Regions from separate parts of the Homo sapiens genome. Here region 2 is linked to region 1. The links are chromatin loops, found by intact Hi-C in ENCODE. Cell type or tissue: heart right ventricle. All regions are shown on one strand. Links, peaks and the distances in the headings refer to the core of each region. The heading gives the core; the rest is flanking DNA. Region 1 overlaps INCR1 (interferon stimulated noncoding RNA 1). Region 2 overlaps PDCD1LG2 (programmed cell death 1 ligand 2).

What was found. A loop is a pair of places that touch in the nucleus more often than their neighbours do. Peaks named below come from ENCODE experiments on the same cell type or tissue, not always from the same donor. Only the 100,000 strongest peaks of a DNase experiment are listed, where the experiment ranks them.
Region 2: a loop joins it to region 1, with 4 times the contacts of the local background. A loop is called at or near these places in 15 of 110 quality-filtered maps.

Annotation. Positions count from the first base shown.
Region 1 is chr9:5,495,300-5,505,165 of GRCh38, reverse strand. All of the region lies in intron 2 of INCR1 (interferon stimulated noncoding RNA 1), which reads left to right. Among named protein-coding and RNA genes, the nearest start is that of PDCD1LG2, 10 kb to the left of the region's middle. RefSeq lists an enhancer at 2,778-3,279 and a silencer at 5,763-6,057. In heart right ventricle, for the core only: no CTCF peak of the experiment used is centred there; DNase peaks (open chromatin) are centred at 4,225, 4,763 and 5,035; H3K27ac peaks cover 3,749 bases.
Region 2 is chr9:5,553,827-5,561,826 of GRCh38, reverse strand. PDCD1LG2 (programmed cell death 1 ligand 2) reads right to left here. Exons shown (of 7, transcript NM_025239.4): 5 at 4,075-4,209. The region is part of intron 1 of INCR1 (interferon stimulated noncoding RNA 1); the gene reads left to right. Among named protein-coding and RNA genes, the nearest start is that of PDCD1LG2, 47 kb to the right of the region's middle. In heart right ventricle, for the core only: no CTCF peak of the experiment used is centred there; DNase peaks (open chromatin) are centred at 3,562 and 3,656; H3K27ac peaks cover 2,214 bases.

The sequences.
Region 1 (9,866 bases), core at 703-8,702:
CTGATTTTGGTTATTTCTCGTCTTCTGCTAGCTTTGGGGTTGGTTTGCTCTTACTTCTCTAGTTCTTTTTGTTGTGGTGTTAGGTTGTTAATTTGAGACCTTTCTAACTTTTTGATGTGGGCACCTAGTGCTATAAATTTCCCTTGTAACGCTGCCTTAGCTGTGTCCTGGAGATTCTGGTATGTTGTGTCTTTGTTTTCATTGGTTTAAAAAAACTTAATGATTTCTGCCTTTATTTCATTATTTACCCAAATGTCATGCAGGAGCAGATTGTTTAATTTCCATGTAATTGAATGGTTCTGAGCAATTTTTTTTTTAGTCTTGATTTCTATTTTTATTTCACTGTGGTTCTACAGAGTGGTTGGTATGATTTTGGTCTTTTGCATTTGCTGATGATTGTTTTATGTCTGATGGTGTCGTTGATTTGGGAGTATGTGCCATGTGGCAGGCAGTGAGAAGAATGTATATTCTGTTGTTTTTGGGTGGAGAGTTCTGTAGACGTCTATGAGGTCCATTTGGTCCAGTGTTAAGTTCAGGTCCTGAATATCTTTTTTAATTTTCTGACTTGATGATCTGTCTAATATTGTCAGTGGGGTGTTGAAGTCTCCCCCTATTGTTGTATGGGAGTCTGAGTCTCTTTGAAGGTCTCTAAGAACTTGCTTTATGAATCTGAGTGCTCCTGTGTTGGGTGCATATATATTTAGGATAGTTATATCTTCTTGTTGAACTCTTTATCATTATGTAATGCCCTTCTTCTTCTTTTTTGGTCTTTGTTGGTTTAAAGTCTGTTTTGTCTGAAATTAGGATTGCAACCCCTGCTTTTTTCTGTTTTCTATTTTCTTGGTAAATTTTTTCCCATCCCTTTATTTTGAGCCTATGTGTGTTACTGCATGTGATATGAGTCCCTTGAAGACAGTATGCCATTGGGTCTTGCTTCTTTATCCAGCTTGCCATTCTGTGCATTGTTTGTGTGGTTTCTTTATACTGTCACTGGTCTATATACTTAACTGCATTTTTGTAGAGGCTGGTAACTGTCTTTCCTTATTATATTTAGTGCTTCTTTCAGGAACTCTTGTTAGGCAGGCCTGGTGGTAATGTATTACCTCAGCGTTGAGTTGTCTGAAAAATATCTTATTTCTTCACTTATGAATCTTAGTTTGGCTGGATATGAAATTCTTGGTTGGAATTTCTTTTCTTTAATAATGTTGAATATAGGCCTCCAATCTCTTCTGGCTCGTAGGATTTCTGCTGAGAGGTCTACTATTAGTCTGATGGGCTTCCCTTTGTAGATGGCCTTTCCTTTCTATGTAGCTGCCTTTAGCATTTTTTTCTTTCATTTCCATCTTGGAGAATCTGATAATTATGTGTCTTGGGGACAGTCTTGTGAAGTATCTTGTGGGGGTTCTCTGCATTTCCTGAATTTGAATGTTGGCCTCTCTAGCTAGGTTGGGAAGTTCTCATGAATGATATGCTGGAATATGTTTTCCAGGTTGCTCCCATTCTCCCCATCTCTTTCAAGGACACCAATAAGTCATAGATTTGGTCTGTTTACATAATCTCATTTTTCTTAAAGGTTTTGTTTGTTCCTTTTTATTCTTTTTTCTCTGTTCTTGTCTGACTGTCTCCTTGTCTGTCTTAATTCAGAAAGTCAGTCTTCAAGCTCTGAGATTCTTTCCTCAGCTTGTTCTATTCTGCTATTAATACTTGCAATTGCATTATGAAATTCTTGTAGTATATTTTTCAGCTCTATCAGTTTAGTTACATTCTTTTCTATACTGGCTATTTTGTCTGTCACCTCCTGTATTGTTTTATTGTGATTCTTAGCTTCCTTAAATTGGGTTTCAGTGTTCTCCTGAATTGCGATGATCTTTGTTCTTATCAATATTCTGAATTCTACTTCTGTCATTTCAGCTATCTCAGCCTGGTTAAGAACCATTATTGGAGAACTAGTGTGATTGTTTGGAGGAAAGAAGACCATCTGGCTTTTTAGTTGTTAGAGTTCTTATCTTGGTTCTTTCTCATCTTTGTAGAATGATGTTCCTTCAATCTTTGATGTTGCTGTTTTTGTTTTTTTTTCCCCCTTTTTATATCATATTTAATGACCTTCGGGGTTTGATTGTGGTATAAGGTGGGTTCAGTAGACTGGCTTCATTTCTGGAAGATTTTAGGGGCCCAAGTCTCAGCTCAGGACTCCCAAACTGTGTGTTATAACTCTGGGGCACTGGTATCAGGCCCCGGTCTTGTTCTCTGGCTCCTTAAGGTTAGGAACCTGCTATGTTGGAGGGGCCTGAGGTGCTCCTGGACCTCTGATCACAACTCTCTGAGGCATGGTGCCAGCCAAAGTGCTTTGTAGGGCTGTGGAAACATGATCCATCCTCAGTCGCATGTGCCAGTCGCAGTGGCAGCAGCGGTGCAGTGGGGTGCACACTTGTTGGCTGCAGCAAGGTGCTAGTGGATGCCGGAGTGCCAGCCTTCGTGCAGGTGTTCATAGAAGCAGCAGTGGCAGCATGGCTCAGGCAGGTTGGGGGGCCCTCACCAGCAACTGTACACATGTTTGTGCCAGTGTTGGGATTAGCATGGGAGCAGGATGCTGCTAGATGCAGGGCTGTGTGTGCCCCCTGTGCACATTCACATGGGAGGCATTGGCCGCTCAGGGCAGGGGTGGGCCTGCTGGTTTTTGTGCCTAGTTTTGTGCCATAGGCAGTGTTCGCATAGGGGCAGGGCTGGGGACTGGCTGGGGCGGAGCTGGCAGCTCCATGCCCAACAACACTCTGATGACAATGCCATTGCCATCACAGTGGACAGTGCTGCAGGGAAAGGAGGGGCAGGATATACTCACACCAGCAGCAGTGGCATGGCAGGGCACACGCTCACACGTATGCTGGTGGGGAAGGGAAGGTGAGGTCTGCCTGTACACGCAGGTACTGGCAAAGTGATATGAAGGGTGGCTGTGGGCAAGTGTGTGCAAGCAAAGCAACAAGGGGGAGGCTGTAGTTAGGGGATGAGCTGGGTGGGCTGGTGTGTGTCCATGGGGGCTACTCTGCTGCAGCACTCTGACAGTCTGGCATGGTCTGCCAGCACAGGTGCTATGATGTGGGCTCCCAGGAGGTACCTGGTGGCTGCACTGCAAGCAGGCATGGACAGGCTGGGGCCCTGGGAAAGGCTAGCAGACCAAAGGGTGCTGAAGTCAGACTGGCCCTATCTCATGGGCAACACCGCCCTGCAGAATTTAGGACCGACAGCTCCCCTGGTGCTAAAGTCTCCTATGGAAGCAAGTTGAGCCTAGGGAGATGGACATCGCTGGCTGTACTCCACCACAAACACTCCCGCACGAAACCTACTGGGCTCCACATCACCTGGAGCTCTGCCCCTACCACTTCTCTAAGCAGCTCTCCTTGCCAACTCAAGTGTCCACAGTGGTTGAGGGGTCTCTTCCTGTCGTGATTCCAGAGACCCATTGCAAGAGCATGTTTCTCCTTGCCTGTTCAACTCATCCCTTCTGCAGGAGTTGTTGGGGGCCAGGAACAAGTCCCAGTGTGTGGTAGCCTCATGCAGGGTTTTCAGCTTCCTCCTGCTTCAGCCCAGCCTCTGTGTCTTCCCTCTGTCCACTCTTGATGCCTTCCCTCTGAAAATCTGGGAAGATCTCTGTGAGAGGTGTTTCTCCTGGCTGCATCTAGTTAGCTCTCTTGCCTCCTTCTCCTGCAGTTAATTTTTATTTTCTTTCTTTGGCTTCATTTTGTTTTTTAAATAGTCTGCCATGAGCACAAATTACTTTTGTAAAGACAGAAATAATTTTTTAAAAGCAATAATGGAGAGTATAGTTAGATTACTGAAAAATAACAAGAAGAAAACATTTAAAGAAATCAACAAAGGGCTGTATGTGTTTCTAATTTATTTTTATTTATTTATTTATTTGAGACAGGGTCTGACTCTGTCACTCAGGCTGGAGTGCAGTGGCATAATCAGGGCTGCCTGCAACTTCAACCTGCGGGGCTCAAGCGATCCTACCACTTCAGCCTCTCAAGTAGCTGGAACCACAGCCATGCGCCACCACACCCAGCTAATTTTCGTATTTTTTTGCAGAGATGGCATTTTGCCATATTGCCCAGGCTGATCCCTGTTAGGTTTTGAAGGGAAGGCGAGGGTTAAAGAAATATGCACACTGTAGAAGTCGGGGACCAGCCTAACGCCAGTGCCTACCGCTGCTTACAGGCTGGGGTAATTTATAGGTATGGGCGGGAGGGGTCTGGGCAGTATGGCTTGCTGCCCGGTAGGATATTGATAAGATGTTCCCGTCATGAGGCAGTTCTGGTCCTTGTTCAGGCGGGATGTCATCGTGGTGTTCCTTGGACCTTTGCCCAGAAGGATATGATAGAGATATTTCTTTAGTTGGGCCTTTGTGGGCCTTGTGGTCAAGTGGTTAGGCAGGGTGTTTCTCATGGCCCAAAAACCCATGAAATGTGTCACTTTTACCAAGGTCTGCAAAATAGCAGGGCGCTTACAAAATGGTGCAGTTTGGATTAACATTCTTGTCTTGGGGCACATGTGTATATGTCCAAGAAGAATGCTGTTTTTATGTTAATGAAGCCGGCATTGTTCGCAACGCAGCCCACAGGCTCCATTACACGGCTGCAGAAATCCAACATCAAGTCATTCACTGTTGGCAGGGGTCATCCTTCCTAAAGTGGATACCTTGGGTAACCCCTGTCTTAGGGTCCCTAATTTTCTCCCTCATAATACTGACAATTGGCCCATGTGTGCGCACCTTCATATCCCGCTTTATCTCCCAAAGGCCGAACTCCCTTGTCCAGGCAGCTATATAGAAACACGATACCATTCTTCTCTGCCAAGTTTGGTATCAGCACTTCCAGGAAAACAACTCTAAAGTCGGACACCCACTGCTGAAAACCCAAAGCCTGAGTGCAGTGCTCCTATTTAGCAGGAAACAGCCAGATAATTAACAATGCCCCTCTTCCTTTTTATGCTAAACTAGAAGGCAAAGACCTTCTGGGCAAAGGTCCAAGGAACACCATGATGACATCCTGCCTGAACAAGGACCAGAACTGCCTCATCATGGGACCATCTTATCAATTTCCTGCCAGGCAGCAAGCCATACTGCCCAGACCCCTCCTGCCCATACCTATAAATTGCCCCAGCCTATAAGCAGCAGCAGGTACTGGCATTAGACTGGTCTCTGACTTCTGTAGGTTTTATGCTGGATATAAAGTCTGCATTTGTTGTTGAACTTCCCTCTTATGTGTGTGTGTCTTTCTTTAAGTCTCGCCTTCCCTTCAAAACCTAACAGTCTTGTACTCCTGAGCTCAAGTGATCCATCCACCTCAGCCTCCCAAATTGTTGGGATTACGGGTGTCAGCCACCATGCCTGGCTGGCAATTTATTTAATTTAGCTTTGTTCTCTTTTTAATAGAAGATTCCTGAGAGGCATAGCTAAATTGTGTGTGTGTGTCTGTGTGTAGAATTAGGCACCCCCTTCAACATTGCATTGTCACTTGGAAATAGAAAATTAGAATTTTGGTCATAAACTATTAGACTATAATAAGAATATAATGAGTTTAATAATTATGTCACCAGCCAATCTATGAGGCCCCTCCTATCTTATAGAAGGGAAAGTTAATACAAAGAGAGATTACAGAGCTTAACCAAGATCACCCTGTGAATGTAGGGCAGAGTAGGTAAGAAATGCTACAACCATTTCTGTCCTTTCCTCCCAAGATATTTTCCTCCAAATGCAGTGTAATGCAAATGTAGTTCAATGTAATATAATATGATGCAATACAATGTATGTGATGTGATGCGATGTAATGTAATATATTGTAATATGACATGATGTAAATATTCATGTAAATCACCTAGAACAGTGCTTGTCATACAGCAGGTGCTAAATCAATGTTAATGCTTTCAGGTCCAAAAAAATAAGTCCAGTATTTCCCACTCTGCTTGGTTTTATAAGGGAAAAAAATACAGCTTGAGGATGAGAAAGAAATGCACTTGAATTTTGGGAAAACAGGCAAAGAGCAAGAGCTAAGGAAGGTGTGAGAAATGAGGAGGCAGCAGTTTATCTAGAACCTGCTTTAGCAACGTTTCCAAAGTCAGGAAGCAGGGATCTGCTGTGAGTTTATCTGGAATGTGAAGGAAGCAGGTGAAGACCAGCTTAATCTCTTGAAAATGGGGAGAGGGGGCCGGGCACGGTGGCTCACGCCTGAAATCCCAGCAATTTGGGAGGCCGAGGCAGGCAGATCACCTGAGGTCAGGAGTTCGAGATCAGCCTGGCCAACATGATGAAACCCCATCCCTACTAAAAAATACAAAACTTAGCCAGGCATGGTGGCAGGTACCTGTAATCCCAGCTACTTGGGAGGCTGAGGCAGGAGAATTGCTTGAACCCAGGAGGCGGAGGTTGCAGTGAGCTGAGATCGTGCCACTGCACTCCAGCCTGGGCAACAGAGCAAGACTCTGTCTCAAATGAAAAAGAAAATGGGGACAAGGAATTTCTGGGGTGGGGCAGGCAGGTCATGAGCAGCTGGGGGAAGAGAGGAGGAGGAGGGAGACCACATGGGGGCCAGCCCGAAAATTGGCCTCCCTTGTGTCATGGTCAGCCAGGGGCTGGAGGTGAGTCACTGGTCATCATCCTCAAAGTCCACACTTGGCTTGCAGTCCCACCTGGTCTCTATGTGCTAAGAAAGGCCTGGTCTCAAAGTAAGAGAAGGAAAGGTGTGAATTGAAGTTCTGGCCGGAGCAACTGAAATACTTGTTTGTTCTTAGAAGGAGAGAGGTCTAGGTTTGGCTCATTCACAGAAAAGAACTTTTCAAAATAAAAAGAGATTTATTATAAGTGTAACAGATTGATGTGGGGCACTGATTAAGTATTTTTTTCTGCCCCATGTTACTGAATAGTGAAGAAATAACTGGGTAGATGGCTTCTTGTTGAGGAAAAGTTACTGAACTCACAAAGGTCAAATTTAAGTAAGGCCTCTATAGCACTGTAGGGTGACTACAGTTAACAACAATGTATTCTATATTTTCAAATAGCTAGAAGAGAGGATTTTGAGTGTTTCCAACACAAAGAAATAAAAGTTTCAGATGATGGATATGCTAATTACTATGATTTAATTATAATACATCTTAGACATGTGTCGAAATAGCACACTCTACTCCATAAATCTATATAATTATTTATGTGTCAATTAAAAAAATAATTAAAAAGCCAGGAGTGGTGGCACACACCTATAGTCCCAGCTACTTGAAAGGCTGAGGAGGGAGGATCATTTTAGTCCAGGAGTTTGAGGTTGCAGTGAACTATGATTCCACCACTGCACTCCAGCCAGGGTGACAGAGCAAGACTCTGTCTTTAAAAATAATAAAAATAAATTTTTCAAAAAGAAATATCGTTTTGTTAATATGGTAAAAAAAATAAAGTCAGGCCTAATTCCTTCAATGAGTCTTTCAAGTGCAGGGTTGGGGGCAGGAAATGAGAGGAGAGAAGAGAGGAGGAGGAGAGAAATTAAACTGGCCCACTGGCCTTGAACAAAGACAAGTAAGAAGGAGACTAAGAGACAGGGAGAAGGTTCCGAGAGCCTAGAGTGGATGTATATTATCTGAGTCTCCTCTCATTCTTGGGGAGAGAAAAGGGGTGCTAAACGCATATCTCCAAAGTTTGAGAGTGCCTTGTATAGAGATTAATACCTGCTTCTTGCCTGAAGTTTCTGAAAATGGGAGGTTCACTGGGTGTCCCACACCCGGGGAGTGAAAAGGGCTGTAGACTTATTTTCAGGAATGAAGAAAATGGGGATATCATTCACATCCCAGGCTCCTGAGTCCTCAAGGATGACCAAAAACCCCAACAGTTACTATGGCTTCGTGTGATGCAGAAGAGAAGGAAGCCAAAGGCATGGGAGGCCCCAGCCATTATCACAGGCCACTACCCTTAGACTGCAACCGCCTGAGACCTGAGCCATTTCTCTGCCCAACTTGAAGATTGCAGGGTCATAAGTTTCACCTATTCTGGGAGGAGAGATATTTGTAAAATATCTCATATTTGTAAAATATGGGATTGGAATTTTAAATGAGATGAACTCTGTCACTTCCTCAAAATGTTAAACATAGCGACCCAGTGTTCTACTCCTAGGTATATTTCAAAAGAAATGAAATGTACACACAAAAATGTCTGCATGAATGTTCATAGAAGCATTATTCTTAGTATCAAAAAATTGGAAACAAACCAGATGTCCAGAGACTGATGAATGAGACAATAAAAAACAGTATGTCCATACAATGGAATATATCTCAGCTTTAGAAATGAATGCAGTCCTGATACGTGATACAGTGTGTGTGAACCTTGAAAACATTATGCTATGTGAAAGAAGCCTGTCACAAAAGATTGTATATATTGTATGATTCCATTTAGACGAAATGTCCAGAATAGGCAAATCCATAGAGACAGGAAATAATTACTTAAGACTGGGAGGAATGAGGGGAACTAGGGGGTGACTGCTAGAGGGATGGGATTTCATTTTGGGATGATGAAAATATTTCAAAATTAATTATATTGTTGGTTGCAGAACTCTGTGCATATACTAAAAACCACTGAAAGGTATGCTCTAAATCAGCAATCCCCAACCTTTTTGGCACCAGGGACCAGTTTCGTCGTAGACAATTTTTCCGTGCATTGTGGGAAGGGTGGTGGAAATGGTTTTGGGATGAAACTGTTCCACCTCACATCATCAGGCATTAGTTAGATTCTCATAAGAAAAGCAACGTAGATCCATTGCATGCTCAGTTTACAACAGGATTTGCACTGCTATGAGAATCTAATGCTGCCACTGATCTGACAGGAGGTAGAGCTCAGGTGGTAATGCTCATTTGCTGGGTGCTCACCTCCTGCTGTGCAGCCCAGTTCCTAACAGGCCATGGATGGGTACTGGTTCACAGTCCAGGGTTTGGGAACCCCTGCTCTAAATGAGTGAATTGCATGGTATATGAATTAGATCTCAAAAGCTATTAGAAAACATGGGACTAGACTGAGTCATAATAAGTGATCTACAAATCATGAAATTGCACTGATATATGATGAGGGTCACTCACTGCCCAACAGGCTAGAAGGATTTCCCAGAATACTACTGGCAACAGTTATTAGAAAAATAAAACATTTGGTCGAGTCTCCTCAATTGAATTGGTGATATAAGGATGGGCAGCCCTCAGAAATAATGCAGCCTATCTACAACTATCTGATCTTTGACAAACCTGACAAGAACAAGAAATGGGGAAAGGATTCCCTATTTAATAAATGGTGCTGGGAAAACTGGCTAGCCATATGTAGAAGGCTGAAACTGGATCCCTTCCTTACACCTTTTACAAAAATTAATTCAAGATGGATGAAAGACTTAAATGTTAGACCTAAAACCATAAAAACCCTAGAAGAAAACCTAGGCAATACCATTCAGGACATAGGCATGGGCAAGGACTTCATGTCTAAAACACCAAACGCAATGGCAACAGAAGCCAAAATTGACAAATGGGATCTAATAAAACTAAAGAGCTTCTGCACAGCAAAAGAAACTACCATCAGAGTGAACAGGCAAGCTACAGAATGGGAGAACATTTTTGCAATCTACCCATCTGACAAATGGCTAATATCCAGAATCTACAATGAACTCAAACAAATTTACAAGAAAAAAACAACCCCATCAAAAAGTGGGTGAAGGATATGAACAGACACTTCTTAAAAGAAGACATTTATGCAGCCAAAAGACACATGAAAAAATGCTCATCATCACTGGCCATCAGAGAAATTCAAATCAAAACCATAATGAGATATCATCTCACACCAGTTAGAATGGCGATCATTA
Region 2 (8,000 bases), core at 1-8,000, 57 kb before region 1:
CTGTAAAATTCTGGCTCAATCTTCTAGGGCTGTGCCACTTAGAGTCTGGTTCATGGGCTGGTGCTGGTAGGTGAACTGTTACCAGCCTATGATGATAACTGTTCCTTCACAAGAGAGTTTAAGAAACACTGTTCTGAAGATCTGAAGACATGTTCTAAAGATCTAGATTCTGTAGCTGGTGACTTCTGCTGGATTCTAACTTGACTTTGCCATTGGCTCAGCAAGTCAATGTATAAGTCACTCAATTATTTTGGATTGAAACTTACTTTCTCCTTCCATTGTTCAAAGATAATAATATTGACTGAACCAATTTGTATTAAGCACTTTTGCAACAAATAGGCCACAAGTTTTGGAGTCAAACAGACCTGTATTCAAATCCCAGCTGTATGACTTTGGGAAGTCATATAACTTTTCTGAGCCTCACTTTCTTAACTCCAGCATAAAGACACTTCTCCTTGCCACAAGCAATTTTTGTGAAATTAAATGAGAAGTTTGTAAAGGGTCTAGCACAGTGGTTTTCAGTAGAACTTTCTGCAATGATGGAAATGTTGTATATCTGTACTGTCCAATACAGGAGCAATTATCTGTACATGGCTATTGAGCACTTACAGTGTGTGAATACTTAAGATGTGACTGATGAATTTTTATTTAACTTAAAAAGAGCCACAGATGGCTATTATATTGGACAGAGCAGATCTAGCATACTCACCTGCATATAGTAGGTTCAATGTTTAAAATTTCATTGAACATTTATTATATGCCAGGTAATTTTTTAGACACTGGGCATATATTGGTGAATCAGAGAAACACAGTTACTGTATTCTTGAAACGTAAAGACAAGCAGATGAAGCAGAATTTAACATTATTTTGCAACAGAAGTTGCCAGCTTCTTCTCTAGAGCCCAGCAGGTCACCCTCGAGCCCCAAACTGTTGAATGGTTCCTCTTAGGGGAAAATGGTAAGCAGGACCTTTTATGGACCAATAATGGCTGCCCTCCCAATACACTTTAGTACACAGAGCTAGTCACTGAGGTATAGGTGGGTAAATCTGTTCAGGAGCTAAGAAGCCATCTGGAAGGAAAGGGACCAAGCCTGCTGCTTCTTTACTTAACTTTGCAATGGACTAAGAAATTCAGGATACCAATGGCCCTAAGAGGAACTGAAGAGAAGGAAGTTAGGACTGGCGTCCCAGGCTCAACATGAGGGCCTAGAAGGGAAGAGGCTGGCTGTGTGCAGCTGTGGCTAAGGCAGGGACCTCCTCCTACCTCATCAACCCATAGGGGTCCTGCTTTGGGACCAATGACAGAGCATGTGTTGGGGAACCATAAGAACTGTAATCTTGTAGCACTGTGGTCTGTGTGGGGATCGGAACCAGCAAGGTTACCTTTGCACAGTGGATGGAGACATCTGGAAGGACCAGAGATTCTGCATGGCCGGAGTAGACAGCAACTGCTCAAAACCAGGGCCCTCTGGAGGACTAACCTAGCTGCCTAGCACTGGCCCTGTGGGCTAAGTAAGCTTTCTGGCAGTTTGTGGGAGGTGGAGAAGTACATGCTATAAGAGGGAGACACTGAACTTCTTGCTAAGATGGGCATGTGGGTACTTGAGGAATCAATTGGAAAATTAAAAGGGATGCAATTTAATTGGTAGTCCAAGCTATTAAAACAGATCCTAGACATGTGATTGTGTGCTGAGTATACTGAAAGAAGAAGTAGGTGCTATGGAAACATATAATAAGGGGATTTAATGTAATGGGTGTGGTGCGTGGAGGTAGAATTAGGAAAGACTTGATGAAGTATAAGCTTAGCTGAGATTTAAAAGATGACTCCAACTCAGGTGGACAACAAGAAAAAATATTTTAAGAAGAGACAATATTGTATGAGAAAACTCGGAATTGAAAGACTGCCATGCCTCTGAGGACTAGAAAATCCTGTGTGGTTAGAGCTTTAGACAATGAAGGTGATGGTGATGCAGTTAAAGCTGGAGACATGAGTCAAACCATCCTGGGCTCGTTGGAACTTCATCCAGTGAGCAATAAGAAGCCATGGAGAAGGTCTGGACAGAGGACACATGGTAGATTTATGATTTTTAAAAGCCTATTATAGCAAAAAGTGAGAACAGACCAAGTTGGAGGTAGCAGGAGTGAATACAGGGAAACCAGTTAGGAAGATTTCTCTGTAGTCCAAGTTGAACCACACTAGCGGCAGTGAAGTTCGGCCAATAAGCTGTAAAATGTTCCTTCTCTTGCTGCTTCCCCTTTTACAGATAGAAAGACCATCTCAAAGAAGATAGGCAATTTGTACAAGGTCAGAAAGCCAACAAATGGCAGCACAAGGTCCCAGCCTAGCCCTCTGACCCTGGTTTAAAGCTCTGTCTGCATCACCAGCAGTTCTCAACCCTTTTCCATGGCACACAAGTTTGTGTGCATGGCAGACACATGTAAGAAAGCAGATCTGAATGCAAGTGAGTTGGAGACAAGGGTTATATAGGCAACCATGATTTCTCTCTGGTTCATTAAAAATATAAAAGAAATTGTTTGCACATTTATTCACTTAATTCTTATTTGTAAGAAAGGTCTCCTAATCACAGTTAGAACTTGAGCTTTACCTCCCAGCTCGGAGCTACTGATATCCTCACTCACTCTTAAGATTGGGGTGAAGGATGAGGAGAGGATTTATTTCCACTCTATCTTTGAGTGTGACTCCATTCCATTCTCCCAAAGACAGCTGGAACGGAACACTCAGCTGCTCATTTCTGAAGTTATTAAGGAGTCCTCAGGCCCCAGGCCTTGAACCCTGAGGTATGGGTGTGAGAGGTAAAAGAAGAATGGCAGAAGATAAGACAACTGAGGTGCACCTGACACAACTCTCTGAAGTGGTTCTATTTAAAAGTCGAAGTTCTGTTGGACATACCTCCTCCTTTACCATGAAGCTCCCTTCCCTCCCACATTTATTTTTCTTTCTATCTTTCTTCTTCTCCATCTCCTGTTTTCTCTTTCTCCCTCACTCCCCTGGCCATCTTCTTCCCTCCCTCTGTCTTTTTCTTTTGGCAACAATTCCTTGCATTCTACAGTTAGAAATATTGTGGTCAGCACCCAAGTGAATACATACACACATAGGGCAATGGACAAATAGAACATGACAATATTTTATGGCAGATGAAAATATAGAAGTTATGAGTATAAATGTAAGATAACAACCACTTAAAATTCCCCTAGTCCTCAGATAGTGCTGCTGCAAACTCCTACTGAATTATTTCCACATGTCATTTCTCTTTCTATAGATGAGGCCATGTATAGATCTTTGGAGAAGTTCATTGAGTGCAGACAAGGGAGCCGTTTAGGAAAGCACCAGCTAGGCCTGCATACATTCTGGGGGTTTTGTGGGCAGGCTCCACCCAGGAAACCAAAGACAGACACATGAACAATGAAGCAATGAAATCAGGGCTGAAAGGCTTCAGCATGCTCTGTCCCAGCTGGTACAACAGAACAGGAGTGTGTTGGTAAGAATACAACAGGCTAAGGAGAAACTCGAAGGGAGCTGCTGAAAGACGTTAATGCACCACCAACCAGCTGTTTCCTTATCCCCAAATGGCCTCACAAACCTTTCTCCTTTCCTTACCCAACCGTGAGGTTGAGATTCCTGGGAGAGGGGGTGGGTTTAACCCAGGTCATATCCAGACTGGGGAAAAGAGGGGTGAAAATGGAAGGAATCCTCAGAAAGGATCCTGGCAACCTCCCACCAGCAAAATCGGAGCACGTAGCTCTCTGCATTGCCAAAATAACATCACTCTCATGAGGCTGATGAAAGCTCTTGGCTCAAAGAATAAGACAAACTCTTTCAGACATAAGAACAAAACATTCCCTTTAAAAAACTCAGTGTAAGAAGTTCAGCTCACTGACGATGAGAGCCATTTTCTTCTGGGGAAAAATAATCATCAAGACAAGCTCAAAGTGGTTCATAAGCTCTGAGTGGGTTTAGCATGAAAGCAGCAAGCCATAGGCCTGCAGTGCAAAGCAGTGGCTCATGCTGCAGACACCCAGTGCATTGGGTTACCATGAATAAAACTCACTTACCTTTTGAAGAATACAGCTTTTGACAGAGTTGTTTTCTTAGGGCTATCACTGTGGCTATGAAAATGAAAGCAATGATGCAGAAGGGGATGAAAATGTGAAGCAGCCAAGTTGGATGGGTCCTGGGTTCCATCTGACCTGGGCAAAGGAAAAGCACCAGAATCCTGTTACATGGCAACTAAGAGGTAGACCAACAGGCTGGCCACATGAGTGGGTGACAGCCAACACGGCTAGCTCTGTGGAGCATTTACTCCACACCAGGCCCTATTCTAAGTGCTCTGCACCTATCAGCTCATCCACTCCTCGCAACCACTCTGTGAAGTTGGCTCTGCTATGATCCCCATTTCACTGGTGAAGAAAGGGAGGCACAGAGAGACTAGGAAGCTTTCCCTAAGTTACATAGTAAGTGACCCAGCTAAGATACAGTCTGGTTCCAGATTCTGTGCTTTTTACCACTCTCTCATGTTATTTTTTTCCATCCATCCATCAATCCATCCATCTATCATCTAATCATCTTTCTTTCTTTTTTCTCTTTTTCCTCCCTATCCCCCTTCTCCTCCTCATCCTCTCTCTCTTCCCAGTGGCAAAGTCTCTCAGCCCAAAAATGTCTTTCCCCCACTGACAAGTACTCACAGTGCTTAGAATCTATACCATTAGTTGTTAAATTTCAAGGATTAACAGGATCCTTTTGGAAGAAATAGAATATCCTAGGTAGTGTTAATATACTAAACCTAGTCACTCATGCCTTAGTGTGAATTATTACAATTGGCCCTTTGCCTTGTTTCGGTTTTTCAACGTCCTAGCACTGAGGAAAGGGTGAGTTTAGTAGAGGGTGGATCAGAAGAATAATTCTGGAGGCTGGGGAAAGCCTTGTAAAGTCCTCTGGTGTGTACAGATTAGAACAAGGGCTCCAGACTGACAAAAGGCAGGGCTAGAGGAGTGTTCACCTACAGGGAAATGAAAGGGTACTCAAGTTAATTTGTGCCCTATTCAAAAGCTTGAATTTTGCCTCTGGAGTCATTCACATGGAATAAACATGACAGGCTGGTACAGGAAAAACTGGACGAAACTGCTCAGCGGGAAGGGCTCAGTCCTCCCAACTTCCCAGCCCTCAAACCCCACTACCTCCAGCACAGTGCTATCTGAGAACCACGGATTGTTTTACTGGAGAAGAGATTAGACATTATTTAGTCTGAGCCCCTCATTTTAGAGTTGAGGAAGTAAGTCTCAGAGTTGCTAAATAATCTATGTGAGGTCATCACTGCTAAGTAAAAGTCAATGCCAGGATTGCAAACCCAGATCTATCTGACCCAAAGCTCAGCCCCCACAGATATTTGTCTCCATCCAAAAGAGTGTGATTAACATTAACGAAGAAAAGATAAGGAGCCTTGCTCATCCAAACATTGGATAACCCATATTGATTATAATCTGCTTCTTAATTTCTAGTAAGTGCTTAGTAAGCACTTTGTGAGTCAAGGAGACCTGGGCCTCTCACTGTCCCCACAACAGGAGAGGTCCCTACCTCAGTGTCTTTATGCAAACCCTTGTCCTGTGCAGGTTCCCTCATAGTCTCTTCCACGTACAGAAGCCCTACTCATCCCTGAAGACTCCAAAGTTGAACATCCAGTAGGAAATCAGTCTGCTTAGACTGTATTTGGAGGGCAAAGGCCTTATCTAAACTACCTCTGAGTCCTCTCTAGATAGAGCCAAGCAACAGCTACATGAAAAGTGCCAATATGGAATTGTTGCACTGAATTGACTGTCTCTTTTCTAGTCCACCTAGCCTGATCCTCCTAGTCATTTGTTACCTTGTGGTATACTGCTGGTTAATCCATTCTTTCTTTCAACTTTAGTATTAGGGAATTAGCTGGACACATGGCTTCTCAGAGACTATGTTTCCAAGCCTCCCCTATAGTTAAGTGGGCCCAGCCATGTAATCTAAGTTCAGGCTAAGAGAGTGAGTTTTCAAGGTCTTGGCCTTAAAACATTGAATGTGTTTTCCACCACTCGTTTACTTTCTGAAGGTTGAAACATGGGTTTGGCACTGACTGAGCTTTGACAATTTTATAGGGACAACATCCTGGAGAATGGCAGAGCAACAGATGAAAATAATCTGGATCACTGAATGACTCTATGGAACATAGCTGCTTAGCTGCTCTGAACCACCTGAGTGTTACATGGAACGAAAGATACTTCTGTCTCGCTTCTCACTGTATTTCGAGGTCTCTTCATTATGGTAGCTTAGCCTGTATCCTCATACATATTCCTCTAAGTTGTTTTAAAATTCTTGCATACTCTTTTGTCGTTTCTTTAATTTAATTAATTAATTTATTTATTTGAGAAGGAGTTTCCCTCTTGTTGCCCAGGCTGGAGTGCAGTGGCATGATCTTGGCTCACTGCAACCTCCGCCTCCTGGGTTCAAGTGATTCTCCTGCCTCGGCCTCTTGAGTAGCTGGGATTACAGGCACCTGCCACCATGCCTGGCTAATTTTTTGTATTTTTAGTAGAGACGGGGTTTCACCATGTTAGCCAGGCTGATTTTTGAACTCCTGGCCTCAAGCAATCCACCCATCTCAGCCTCCCAAAGTGCTAGGATTACAGGCATGAGCCACCGCACCTGGCCAATAATGGCATACTCTTAGCAATGATATAATGATGCAATGGCAAAAAATATTTGTCTTATCCTTGCCACAACTTCATGAACTCACAAGTAAGGCATGCAACTTGCTAGATATACCATTTTTTTTTACTGTTTGCACACTTTCTGAGTACTAAGCACTTTATAAGCACATTTCATTTAATCCTCACTATAACCCTATAAACTGTCTACCACTACTCACCCTCATGCTACACATGAGAGACTGAGTGCTAGAGTGGCTAAGTAGGATATTTAGGTTCTCAAAGCTAATAGAGAGAGAGTTTGAAATTTAAGCCTGTCTGACATCAGAGCCCATGCTCTCAACCACTGCCTGGAATCACCTCCAGGTCTCCTAGGAAGGATTCTCTTTTCTGCCAGCCCTACAAGGGTCCTTTTATATTTATTTTTTGTGCTGTAGTCCCATTCCATTTCCTAATGAAAATACAACAACTGGCTGAGCAGAAGAAACCCTATTTCAAAAGGAAAATGATCTGTTGCTCCCTAACTTGTGCTTGAAATTTGGAATGTTCAGTCATCCATTCTAGAGTCAGTGGAGTACCCTCCACCCACCATACTCTTCGTTTCCGTGTTTGTTTTATACATTGACTTCCGGAGAAGCTTGTGGGTCACAGCAGTCCACAGCTCAATTTATGAGAATGAGTAGAAAGGGAACAGTCATAAGACAACTTAAAAATGCCCTTGAGAAATAGAAGCCAGGAACTCAGAGGCAGATGTGTGACTTTGGTTATTTTGTTGCTGGTATTTGTGCCACAAGCTAGAATATCATTTGGCTGCTCTGACCTGGCTGTCCACACAGTCTGGTAGCTGGCATGATGGGACTGCGATTATCTAAGATGGAATCTCCAACCCAATCAACCCAACATTTGTTGAGCACTTATTATGAACACAGGACTCTGCTTTTGCCTTAGTGTGGAATAAAGAAGACTTGTGTGAACAATGAAAATACATGGAAAATAAAATAGCAATTAAAAAGGCAAGCATAGTTACAAGGCAAACAAATGGTCCAGGTAGTAGGTCTCAAAATGTGGGATGAGGGAAAGACCCCCTTGTGCCCTGGAGTGACTGAGCTGCCCCAGAGAGAGGGTGGGCTTGGAGCTAGTAGAGAGGGAAATAATGATATTTATGTGGAAAAACCTGAGCAAAGAAGGCATGGAGGTAGAAAAGGTGCAGCCAAGTTCAGAGAGCATGTGGTGAGGAAGGGATGGTTAATGAAGCAGAGGATCCATGTCAGTAAACAGTAGGACGAATACAAAGTTGGGAAGGATGGGTA